Linked DNA regions of Homo sapiens: region 1 is linked to region 2. Evidence: read pairs that join two places in POLR2A ChIA-PET (ENCODE). Cell type or tissue: A673. All regions are shown on one strand. Each heading gives the region's core, and the rest is flanking DNA. Links, peaks and the distances in the headings are about the cores only.

What was found. Peaks named below come from ENCODE experiments on the same cell type or tissue, not always from the same donor. Only the 100,000 strongest peaks of a DNase experiment are listed, where the experiment ranks them.
Region 1: POLR2A ChIA-PET joins it to region 2 with 7 read pairs; 2 of 35 experiments call an interaction of 5 or more read pairs at or near these places.

The regions. Positions count from the first base shown.
Region 1 is chr12:107,386,530-107,391,529 of GRCh38, forward strand. The region is part of intron 1 of ABTB3 (ankyrin repeat and BTB domain containing 3); the gene reads left to right. Among named protein-coding and RNA genes, the nearest start is that of ABTB3, 71 kb to the left of the region's middle. In A673, for the core only: no CTCF peak of the experiment used is centred there; no DNase peak of the experiment used is centred there.
Region 2 is chr12:107,230,536-107,238,946 of GRCh38, forward strand. No RefSeq gene overlaps it. Among named protein-coding and RNA genes, the nearest start is that of ABTB3, 84 kb to the right of the region's middle. In A673, for the core only: no CTCF peak of the experiment used is centred there; DNase peaks (open chromatin) are centred at 3,216 and 4,846; H3K27ac peaks cover 552 bases.

The sequences.
Region 1 (5,000 bases), core at 1-5,000, 150 kb after region 2:
ATTACCAGTGGGATAATGACATTGGCCTGGAGGAAGCATTTCAGGATCTGCAGGGATTTTGGGTGACTTTTCTAGAGTTAAAAAGAGTATCTGCCACCCATTCTGTCCTGAGTCAGCCTGTGCCTAGTGAGCCCACAGCCCTGACTGATCATTCCCTTGGCCTTTGTTATAGAGCACACCAGGGTGGGTGTCCCTGAGCGGCTGGCTGCTTGGTCTTGTTCAGCCTTTCTGTGTTACATCTTTTTCCTGCAGCTGCCACACACAGCTTTCTAATTATGTCATGTCATGGTGATGTCCTTGATAGGTCACAGTGGCCTGGGCTTTCCTGGGTGGGAGGCCGAGAAGTCGAAGGAAATGGAAAGTGTGTGTGTGTGTGTGTGTGTGTGTGTGTGTGTATGTGTGCGCATGCTTGCAAGAAGATGGTGTGGATCAGACAGTCAGCTACATTCTTTTTTTTTTTTTTTTGAGACAGAGTTTCGCTCTTATTGCCCAAGCTGGAGTGCAGTGGCGTGATCTTGGCTCACTGCAACCTCCACCTCCTGGGTTCAAGTGATTCTCCTGCCTCAGCCTCCTGAGTAGCTGGGATTACAGGCACCTGCCACCACGCCCAGCTAATTTTTGTATTTTTAGTAGAGACAGGGTTTCACCATGTTGCCCAGGCTGGTCTCGAACTCCTGACCTCAGGTGATCCACCCGCCTCAGCCTCCCAAATTGCTGGGATTACAGGCGTGAGCCACTGTGCCTGGCCAAGTCAGCTGCATTCTAAATCCACTATAAACATTCTCCCCCCACCCTTGAGCCTGCTCCTGCGGGTAAGTCTCTTTTGCCCCTCTTGGTAGTAGGCAGTAGGTGTCCTTGATCAGCCTACACCTAAGTCAGTGAATTTTTGTTGAGGGACTGCTATGTGTCAAGTGCTGGGCTAGGTGCTGAGGGCTCAGCAGTGGCAATCCAGGCAAAGTCTTTGCCAGCTTGTAGATGACTGTTCAGTGGGGAAGACAGATGTTAAACAAATCACCAGATGTAATATTGATATGGTAACAAGTGTTCCAGGTACTGCAAAGAAGAGGGGCAGAGTAGTTGTCTCATTTTTGAGTTTATTCATTCATTTGTTGAACAGTATCTTAAAGCAATTGCTCTGTGCCAGGCAGCATGCTAGGTTAAGTACATCTCGTCCCTGGGACCTTCCTAGACCACCAGGCCATAGCAGTGACTCCTTCCTCAGAACAGCCCAGGACACCTGCCCCTGCCATCTGGGACTTGGTAGTTTTTGACTTGTGCAATTAATTCAAATTAATGCAGGTCCCATACAGGAGCTTTGTTGACTTTTTCATGAGATTGGTCCTTATTCCACCAAATAGTGAAGACTCCTCCTCCCTCATCTTCCTGCTTCCCCTCCTCCTACTCCTCTCCTTCTCTTTTCTCCTCTTCTTCTTCTTCTTCTTCTTTTTTTTTTTTTTTTTTGAGACAGAGTCTCGCTCTGTTGCCCAGGCTGGAGTGCAGTGGCACAATCTTGGCTCACTGCAACCTCTGCCTCTCAGGTTCAAGTGATTCTCCTGCCTCAGCCTTCCGAGTAGCTGGGATTATAGGCTCCCGCCACCACACCTGCTAATTTTTGTATTTTTAGTAGAGACGATGTTTCACCATGTTGCCCAGGCTAGCCTCGAACTCCTGATCTCAGGTGATCTGCTCACCTCAGACTCCCAAAGTGCTGGGATTACAGGCATGAGCCACCGCACCCGGCCCTTCTTCTTTCTTTCTCCCTTCTCTGCCTTCTCTTTCCTTCTCCTTCTCCTCCTTCCTTCTCCTCCCTTTCTTTTTCCTCCTCCTCTTCCTAATTCTGCCTTCTATTCTTTATTATCTGCCTCCTTCTTCTTTTCCTCTCCTCTCTTTCTCCCTGCTTCCTTGTCTTTCTCTTTCTACCATTTTCTCCTCCTCTTCCCCCTCCTTTTCCTCCCCTTCTCCTCATCTTCTTCTCCCCTCTTCCTCCTCCTTCTTTCCTTCCTCCTCTTCATCTTCCTTTTCCTCCTCATTCCCCTCCTACTCCCACCCTTTCTTCTTCCCTCTTCCTCTCTCTCTCTCTCCCCTCTTCCCCTCCTGCTGGAGGTCTGGGCCAGCCATCCTGGAGCCCTTGAAGGCCCATGCAGGGGCCTGGCAAGTGGCATCTGCACAGCACCAGCAGGTCTCCGTTGGGTGTTCCTTGCTTCCCTGCCCTTTGTATTCTGAATTGACCTAGGGCTGTGCTAATAGATGTAAAGGGTTTGCACAGTGTCTTACACGTAGGAAATGCTCAAAGACGAATAATGAACATGGTCAAGTTGTTAATGATGATGATGGTTATCAGGAGCCAGGGTTTCCTCTTCAACTCTTCCATGGATACATTAATTTAACAAAGATCAAATGAGTTTGCTTAGATTTTGTGTTCTCTGTTCCTCAGAGGAAAAGCATCAAGTTTACATTTTTCCTTTTGGAGTGAACCAACATTAAAACTCAGAGTTCAACTTTTTAATTTCCTTTTTCAAAGAAATAGATATGAGCTGCAGGTGAGTGTTAACCTGTGGTAATTGGGACTGCACTTCTGTACTTCAAAGATCACAAGCTTATTTTGAATACTTGAGGTTGGAAAATGGAGCCAGAGGCTATGAGATTCACCTCAACAAATTTGCAACAATGTTTAAGAAATTTTAGAAAATTAAACAAAAACTCTTTAAAGAAGCAATGTGACTCAAGCTGTAACCACCTACTTCCTCTAGTCTCTCCCCCATAATAGCTAAACATTTTTAATGCTTATGTACTAGGCATATTGCATGCTTTATCTCATTTAAGCTCACTATCATCTTAGTTTACAGGTAGGAAAACTGAGGTATAAGCCGCAATACTCCCCAAGGATCATAAATGATAGAGCTTATAAATGATAGAGCCGGACAGTCTGACACCTGAGCCTACACACTTCCCCACAGTGACATTCTGCCCCCAACAAGAGGTTCTGAAACTGGCATGGGCAGCTCAATTTCTGGATTTGGCCTCCTCCAACACTCCTGTCCAGAGTGACTATTTTGGTTATTAATTTCTGTGAAACAAACCAACCCAAACATAGTAACTTAAAAAAACAACAACCATCTTATCCCACAAATTCCGAGTGTTGACTGAGCTCAGCTGGATGGTTCTTCTGCTCCAACAACGTCAGCTGGGGCTACAGATAGCCGGGGGGCTCTACTGGACTGGGATATCTAGGATGACTCCCTAAAATGTCTGGTGCCTTGGTGGAAGATGGTTGCAAGTGTGAGGTCAGGTGGGATGCTGGGGCATGTGTGTGTGTTTGTGTGTGTGTGTGTGTGTGTGTGTGTGTGTGTGTGTATGTATCTGTCTGTTCTCCTTCCCTGACAGAAAACCACTTCCTCTTCCCAAAGCCTTTCCATGATGTCTTTCCATGTGTTCTCTCTGCATGGTCTTTCAGCACAAAAATTGGACTTCTTAAATGGTATTCAGGGCTTCCAAAAGCTCAAAAGCAGAAGCTGCCATGCCTGATTCTCTGGCCAAAGTTCTGGCTAGATTTCAGTGTGGGAGGAGACTAAACAAGGGCATGGCACTGAGAGGGGTGGTCCATTTGGGACCCTCTTCAGAGATCAGCTACCACAGTGAGACTTCTACCACACAGCTCATAGGCAATGAACCTATGTGACTTTTTTAAAAAGTACCTACTGTGCGGTTTACCTATAGTGTATCTTATTGTATTTAATGCTCCCACCAATCCTAGGAGGTAGATATTATTATCTTCCTTTTATGGATGAGAGAATAGCCTTAGATACTTAATAACTTGCCCAAGGCCACCTAGCCTGTGAGTGAGGGAGCCTGGATTCTAACAGGTTAGCCTGATTCCAAAGCCTATGCTGTTTCCTCTATGACATCCTCTCTTCGGGGAAGGTGGTACACGTTTGTGTGTGCTTGCCACTTTCAATCAACTCTTATTAAACAAGCCAAAAAATACTCACTGAATTATTAGGATGTACCAGGTTCTAGGAAGAGGTAGGAGGCAGTGTCAGTACTGGTTTCTGCCCTCTGAGAACTTGACTGCAGGGATAAGACAGGTAAACAGGAAAAGATAAAACCAACAATACTGGTTAGTGCTGACATGGTACTACTGAGGGTGGAGGGAGAGGACACAGACTGATGATCTTGGAGGCTGTTCCTCAGAGAAAGTGGGATTTTAAAAAATGATTGAAAAGAAAGAGATTGGAATTTGGAAAAAGTTGTGAGGAGTGGTGATAGTTTAACTTACATAACACATACCATGGGCTTCACAGGGCTATAAGCACTTTCCATGAATTAATTTATTGAACTCGGCCAGGTGCAGTGGCTCATGCCTGTAATCTCAGCACTTTGGGAGGCCAAAGTGGGTGGATCACCTGAGGTCAGGAGTTTGAGACTAGCCTGGCCAACATGGCAAAACCCTGTCTCTATTAAAAAGGCAAAAATTAGCTGGGTGTGGTGGCATGTGCCTGTAATCCCAGCTACTTGGGAGGCTGAGGCAGGAGAATCGCTTGAACCTGGGAGATGGAGGTTGCAGTGAGCCAAGATCACACTGCTGCACTCTAGCCTAGGTGACAGAGCGAGACTCCGCCTCAAAAATAAAAATAAAATAAAATATTTTATTGAACCCTCAGGCAATCCAGTGAATTGGGTGCCATCAATATTGCTGCTTTATAGATGAGGAAGCTGGGGCACAGAGGAGTTAGGTAAGTTGTTTGAGTTCACACAGTGTGTAAAGTGATGCTGCTGGATTTGAATTCCAATTATGTGCATTCTGGCACCACAGTTGGGATCCTAATCATCAGGCCGGACCACCTCTTGTAAGGGAGGCTGATTTAGAAGGGGGGTCTTTTTGGGGAGAGAGTGGGTAAACCAGCTTGGCCAAAACACAGAGCACTTGTAGAGGGAATGAGCATAACAGTGACTAACACTTAAACACATTTGATCCTTCCACCTCCCCACCTACTGTAAGG
Region 2 (8,411 bases), core at 1,322-6,321:
CAGATGTGGGGCAAGGGGCCTGGTTTCTGAACCGGTCTTAAGTATATACCTTTCCAGATGCTGTGGCTTGGATGTATATTAACCTTTCTGAACCTTTAAAATGCCATTATTTTGCAAGATGCATTACACGGGGATTTTATTGATTATCACAGTTAATAAATACTTTATATGTCCCAGGTCCTAATCTAAGTGCCTTACATCATCCAAACTTCACAATAACCCTGTAAGGTAGGTACTAGTTTTATCCTTATTTTATAGATGAGGAAATAGGCACAAAGAGGTTAAGTGACTTGTGCAAGGCCACCCAGCATACATTGTAGGGATAGGATGCAAGCACAGGTAGTCTAGGTATCTAGCTCATTTTTTTTGCCATTATATGCTATTGACTCTATTCTATGGGACCTGAAGGCAGCAGCTATAAAAATGGAACATCTGGAATGAACTAGTTCAACTTACCCAGGGCTGGCCAGATCACACCCAGCAGAGGTGCTCAGCTCTGGGTGCTCCGCTTTAAAAGGGGTGTAGACAAATTGTAGGCTATCTAGAGGAAGCTGGTTAGCTAGGAAGGGGGCTGGAGCCTTGTCATCAATAATAACCTCATGCTTACCAAATGCTTGACAGAAGTGCTTTACCTGCCTAGCTTGTTTCATTTAAGCCTTTATAACATCCTTACGGGGTAAGTCCTAAAATTATTGCCATTTGATAAAGAAAGAAGCTGAGGCATGGAGCAGTTAAATGATCTGCCTCCACACAGCTAATAAGCATCAGGACCAGGATGCAAACCTTGCAGTGTGAATCCAGTCTACTTTAAACCAGCGCTTCGCACAAATCGCCAAGGGGTTCTGTTAGAACGCAGACTCTGGTTCAGTAGGTCCGGGGTGGGGCCGAGCCTCTGCACTTCTTACAGGTCCTGGGTGACGCTGCAGAACCACGGACCACACTGAGTAGTGAGACTTCCAGCCACTCTGCTTGACTACCCACAATATGAGCGCTGATGGGAGGAACCAAGAGTTTTTGCCTCAAGGCAGCTCAGTAGGGTGGAGTTGAAGAACGTCATGGCTGTCCTGAAATATTTAAAGGGCCTCCATGTAGAAAGCAAATCAGACTTGACTTATAGAACCCCCGGGGACAGAATGACATGGATGTATCTTTCTTTCCAGCCCTGACCTTTCCCTTGAGCTTCAGACTTCTATATCTAACTGCCTGCAGGACTAAGCCACTTGGCGTGTCCATCAGTAGCACAAACTCCACATGTGCAGAAGCACCCATTGCCTTTCCCCCTACTTTCCATTTCACAGGAACTGGAACCACCCTAGATCACACTCGGTCATCCCCACATCCAATCAGTCATGAAGACCTGTCTGCTTGACCTCCTATTTCTGGGCACATTTTCTTTCTTTGCCTCTCTTGTGTTAGTTCAATGTTTTAGCATTTTTTAACCTGGATTACTATTATGATTTTCATACCAGACTGCAATCTCATCTCTGTCTCCGCACTTTGGTGGCCAAAATGATCTTTCTGAGGACCACAGCATCACAGAGCTCCTTGGTTCCATACCCAGTCATGGCTTTCACTGTCTTCAGGGTAAAACCCATGCTCCTTAGAATGACCACTCCGCCCTAGAGCTTGGTCACTGTGGGTTTTCCTATACTCATTTCCTTTCCATCTTGCACACTAAGCTCAGTAATATCCAAGCATTTAGCATTTTCCGCAACACCTTCCTCAGTTTCCTACCTCTGGGCCTCAGCCAGGCTGGGCCACCTGCTGGGAAGATGTTTGCCTGCCTTTCTCACCCACAACTCACGGAGGGCTTTCTCCTCTAGGAAGCCCTTACTGCCCCTCCTCTGGGTTCCCAAGGATGTACATTTTAACATTTAGCCTAACTACAGTGTATTTAATGTATTAAATGCTAATATGTTAAATATGTTTGTCTCTTTTGAAAACATATATCAACCAGCTGTTTGTTGTTGTTGTGGTTTGTTTGTTTCACACAGAGTCTCACTCTGTCACCCAGGCTGGAGTGCAGTGGCACGATCGCAGCTCACTGCAACCTCTGCCTCCCAGGTTCAAGCGATTCTCGTGCCTCAGCCTCCTGAGTAGCACAGATGCGCACCACCACATCCGGCTACCAACCAGCTGTTTTATTCAAAGGTGTGTCCCCACCGTATTATTACACAAATATTTGTTAATGTAAAGTTGCTGATTTAAAAAGAAGCTTAGGCTTATCTCTGACTCCCCTTTCATTTTCACATGCACATCTAATCCAACATGTCCTGCTGGTTCTGCCTTTAAAATATATCCAGAATCCAACCACTTCTCACCCATTTTCTGCCTGGACAACAACTGGAGGTCTCCCTACGCACTGTGTTCCCCACCCTCCTTCTGTTCTCACGCAGCAGCCAGTGTGATGCTTTGAAAACATCAATCAACTTCTGTCACCCCAGTGAGCAAAACCCTCCAGTGGTTCCCCATCACGCTTGGAATAAAATCTAAAGTTCTTAACATGGCCCTCTAGGTCTGTATGATTGACTTTTTCATTCTTCCCTGACTTCATTTTCCTTCCTTTCTCACCCGTTTCTACCATTCTCCAGCCATCATGGCCTTCACACTCTTTCTCGGATTTGCCAGCTTCTGGACTCCATCCTTGATGCCCCTCTATCCGAAATGTTCTTTTCCCCAGATATTCACAAAGTGCCCTCTCTCACTCAGTCAGATCTCTACTTAAAGTTACCTCCCCAGGGTGGCATTCCCTGACCACACATGTTAAAATCATGCTCTCAATCCTCTTGCTGTAGCCAGATGCCATGAGGCATGGCTGTAGTCCCAACTGCTCAGGAGGCTGAAGCAGGAGGATTGCTTGATCCCAGGAATTCAAAGCTGTAGTGTGCGATGATCCTGCTTGTGAATAGCCACTGCACTTTAGCCTGGGCAACATAATGAGACTAATCTCTAAAAAAAAAAAAAAAAAAAAAAAAAAAAAAAAAAAAAAAAATTTAAAAAGCAAAAAAATTAAATCATCTCACCTTGATTTATTTTCTTCATAGTAGTTACTACAATGTCTTTAAATTTATATAGTTTTTAAAATATTGTGTATCTTCCCTTTTGGAATCTAAGCTCCTTGGGCATAAGCACTTGATCTATCTTGTTCTCAGTTGTACCCAGGGCCTAGAACAATGGCTCATAGTAGGCACTCGATGAAGACTTCATGAATCTTTCATGAGCAAGACCAATGAGTAGAAGCTCCAGGGAGACACTTTTCAGTTCATTAGGAGGAAAGACTTTCTGTCAGCGAAGCCTGAAGATGGAAAGAACTGGCTCTGGATGGGATAAATCCCCTGTCATGGAGAGGTTTAATTCACAGAAAAGCTGGACAACAACAATCTCATGGGTGCGCATATGGATTTAGAGCAGCTGGGGGCTGGGCGAGATGGGCTATGGTTCCCCTTAAGGCTTCAGCTGTATTCAGTTTCATGTACCTGCCTGTGATCCTCAGGAATCCCTGGTGGGAAGCCTTGAGCTTGGCTGTAGGAGGCTGGATGCCAAAAAAAAGTCACAGTTAAGAGTTTTTCAATACAAAATGTAGTTTTTCAGTTTTTCAAGGAAATAGTTGATCATTCAAAAAAATTCAGAAAAGAGAAGGAAAAAACGCACGCATGCACACACACCCACAATCCTATCACTCACTGTTAATATTTTGGGACATATTATTCCTGTCTTTTTAATGGATTTTTTCCCATTTTATATTGTCATATTATAGTTGTATATTAATTATCTATCACTGCATAACAAATCACACCAAAACTTGGTGCCTTAAAGTGGCAATATACACATCTCTTATCTGTGGGTCATCAATTCAGAAGCAGCCAAGTGGGACTCCTGGCTCCAGCTAGTTTCTGTAGCTGTGGTCAGGCTGGGGCTGGGGCCAGCTCTGGCCTCCTCTCAGAGGCTTCTGCATTCACAAGTCTGGTGCCTGGGTTTGGGTATTCCTAGGGCATCTTTCTCTCTCTCTGTAGTCTGGCCATGTGATCTTTCAGCATGGGCTTCAAGGGGGACATGATGGGCTCTACATGGTGGCTCAGGACTCCAAAGCTATCTTAAGATAAAGAGCCAGGCAGGAATCTTTTATGAACTCATCTTGGAAGTCAGTAGCAAGGGTGGGAGACAGTCCTTTACTTGAACCCACTTCACTGACTTTACTGCTGTTAATTTCACTTAGCTTAACACATATGAATTGAGTGACCACTAAGGGCAGTGTACCATGCCATGTGCTGGAGATTTAAAGATGAATAAGACATGCTTCCTCCCTTCAATTTGTTTTTAATTTGGGGGATGCACCCAAAGCCATTGTTTCCTTTAGGTTGCACACTGATTACTTCAGTAATTGATATAACATATATTGGGCACTTCAAACCCTAGTTCTACCACTTGCTAACAGGTTTAAATGAATTAACCCATGTAAAACTTAGCCCAGTACCTGGCTTATGGTAAGGGCTCAATGAGTGTCAGCTTTGCTGGTTAACTGCCTGTTTGCACTCAGATCAGTCCTGGACCTTCCCTTGCTCTGCTCTGTATTTCAAGAAACTACATTCCCTGGGCTCCCTGTAACTCCCAGGAAGGGTCAGCCATTTGGAGGAAGACCAGTGGAAGACCAGAAGACAGAATTTGGATAGAGGCAGAATATTGTCCCCCTTCTCTCTGCATCCTGTGGCATCTCCTCCATGGCTCCAGCTCAGATCCTGATGTGGTTTCAGCTCCCACAGGGCAGCCTGCTGCTGTTCCTCCAACCCTAGGAACTGTTTCCCACTACTTCTAATCTCGAAGCTGCCTTATGAGCATCAGTTTGCTTTCTCATCTCTGCTGTGTCTTGAATAACCCATTTCCTGTATTAAATTCCCCTAGATTGAAAGACCTAAAGTGGTTCATATTTCCTGGTTGAAAGAGTTAGCTTCAGGCTGGGCACGCCTCTAATCCCAGCACTTTGGGAAGCCAAGGCAGGTGGATCACTGGAGCTCAGGAGCTCGAGACTAGCCTGGGCAACAAAGTGAGACCCTCAACTCTATAAAAAACAAAAAATTAGCCAGGAATAGTGGTGCATTCCTGTAGTCCTGGCTACTCAGGAGACTGAGGTGGGAGGATTGCTTGAGCCCAGGAGGTTGAGGCTGCAGTAATCTGTGATCACACCACTGCACTTCAGCCTGGGCAATGCAGACCTTGTCCCCCCAAAAAATTAGCTGCTAATATTAGTATTAGTATCTCATTTAACTGTATAACAGCTCTATCAGGTGGGTGCCTTTATTATTGTCCTTTTATAGATGGGGAAACTGAGGCAAAGGAAGATTAAGTAACTTGTCTCAAATCGCATAGTAAGTGGTGGAGGCAGAATATGAACCCAAATCTGTCTTCAGTCCAGTTCCTGATGTGCACAATCAGGTAAAGTCGCTATCTACCTACTAGCTGAGCTTTTAGAAGCCTCTTTTTACTCTTTAAGGCACTACCAAAGTTGGGGAAGTTTGCCTCTTGATATCCAGCAGTTCTTTCTTTCTGGGAGTCTCTCCACGCCAGTTTCTCATAAAGCTCTTGTGAAAACGCATGAATGAATAAAATATATGTGGTTTATTTCTGCATTGCTCTGTTTTAGTGATTTATTGATAATTTAGAAGGCTTTACTGTCTAATGTATGGGCAGATCATAGGTAGTTGATTAAGAGCGAGACTAGTGGTCATGTCTATAAAACACTGAGCATTGGCCCTGGGAAGAAAGAAATGTAACCTCACATGATAAAATTGTTTCGCTGGTGTAGCTAAAGTCAATTGCTGATATCTTTTTCTAAAAAGCCATCCATAATAGTCCAAGGAATGCCCATGTCATTCAAAAGATACTCAAAATTGAGAACAGCTGCCTTCAAGTGGGACAAAACGTGAGGGAAAGCTTTACAAAGTGGAAAATTACAATGGTTCCCCCGAGCCTGGCATGAGGAATGAAACATCAGATTAATCTCACACACAAAATAAGAAGTATATTAACAATTACTGTCATTCCAGAAAGAGATTAAACATGAGCATTGGTGAAAGATTACTTTGGTTCAGAGAACTGGGGCTTTTTCCTCGCAACAAAGATCATTATTATTGGCAAGAAGATACTTTACCCTTTTAATCACAAATCCACTCTCAGGTTTTGCCAGTTGGGCAAGGACTAAATTTGAGGTGAGCTGATCATTGAGGACTTCCCTGGAGCCTGGGTAACCTTGGCGAGTCTGGTTGAGCTGGGAATGTAACAGGCTTACTACTTTTTGCTTTTGTGTGATTCCATCTTCCTATGCTCCAGCTGTGAAAATCATTTCTGTCCAGCACCTCAGGTTATTTGAAGATTGGTTACATCCTCCCCACTTTGGTATTTCTACTGTAAACAATACTGGAATGAGGTATTTAATGAGGACTTTTGAAATGGGATCCAGTTTCAATGGGATGCCTGAGAGTGTCAGGGGAAAGATACCACATCCCCTACACTTTATACCCCTGCCCCCTGCCCCAGGAAACGAGTCTTTTCCTGTTTCTTCATTCAAAGCATCCTCCTTCCACAGTTAGCACTGAAGCTGATAGGGCTCAAAGCCACATGTAGGCAATAAGGTTAGAGAAACCATTCTTCAGCTTTAACTCCTTAGCATTTTCCCCCTGACTCATTTCCTGATTCATGAGCGCAAGACACGGTAGGCAATTAATTTTCATTTTATTCAGAGAGAGCTCACCTGATAGGTCTGATGAATCCTTTTCTGTGGGAATTCCAAAAGACCAAAGCAAAACCAGTTCAAGCCCAAGATGAGTCTCATTAAATCCCAAGCTCACCAAGCTCGAATCATGAGACTGGGTGTGGTCTACGGTCTTGCAAGCCCATGCTTGAATGAAGTATTAGAGGCAGGCACACAGTGCTGATCTTTCAGATTCGCTGCCTCCTTATCAGTAATGCAAACAGCAGCCCTCAGAGCTTAGAGCAGGCACAGAGCAGAAAAATCCTAGGGATCAGGATACAACTTTACTGAGGTTCCAGACAATATATATGGAGAAGGGGCCAGCATGGGATCCAGAGAGCAGGTGGCAGCCATGCCCTGACCTTGGGCCCTTGGTGCTCAGGCCAAACCTGACACCAGCTAAAGGATAATGAATGAAGAACAAAAAGAAATGGTTTAGCTGGGTGGTTGTCCATGCACCCAGCTAAAGCTCAATTATTGGGCTGTTTGTACATTTTACAGTATGACACCATATCAGTTTTTAGAACACGGCAAAGAACCTTTCCAACTTTCAATCAGCAAACTTAGAAGAGTCTCCACGCTTCCCGTCTCATCGCCCTCAGCAAGCAGAGTTCCTGAGCCAATGCAGGGACAAGACTTTGCTCTAACTGTCAGCAATTATTAATAACTGCAACTCCTCCATGCAAGCAATGGATTCAGAATGAACTAGAATTTTCTAGTCTTAACTCCAAACACCCAGGAAATGGAGTCCAGCTGGCTCAGTCTGAGTCACATACTCACAATTGGCCCAATCATCTTTGGGTAAGGTGACATGGGCCTCATAGAACATACATGGCTGCCTGGGGCCCATCCCTGTGGGCGAGGGGACAGACTAGGGTCCTTGTAAGCTGCCAGAACCTATAAGTAGTGTGTCTTATAGTTGTCTCGCAGAGAAAGAAGACCTGGGCAGTGATTCCTATTTTTCCTAGAATCGAATGTCCCTATCACACTACACATTCCTTCTTTAAATTCTCCACTTTCTGGCTTAATTGTGCTTTCAGAATTTGGGACATGTACTGTTAGATAGACACAATGCTAAAGATCCCAGATCCTAGTTTTTGCATTTTGCAACATGGCGGCACGTTTTTCTGTATCTGACTCTAGGCTCAGCATTAGCTAGATCCACCAAGATGATGGCCAAGTTAGATGAATCACCAGACTGTGATGCATAGTTACCAAGATATGCCAGACATTTTCAACCTTTCATCCTTTATTCTTCTTGTCTTCTCAGCCTGGAATAGCCTTAAATAATCCAGCTACTGAAATCCTGCTCATTATCCTTAAGACACAGTTCATATGCCAATTCGTCCCTGAAGTCTCCTTTAGTGCTTCCAAGTTTTGAGTTGTCAGATTTAGCAAATGAAATAGAGAATGCCCAGTTACATTTGAATTTCAGATACACAATGAATAATCTTTTCTATAAGTATGTCCTAAATATTTCATAGAGCATACTTATACTGAAAAATTACCTGTTGTTTTTAAAATTTAACTTGATGTCCCACATTTTAATCTGGTAATCCTACCCTAGTTGGGTTTAGGTATAACCTCTTCTTGCCCGACATTTTGTCTGCACTTTATCTTTCACATTTATTTTATTTAGCCATGGAGTAGTGGGTCATTTCTGTTT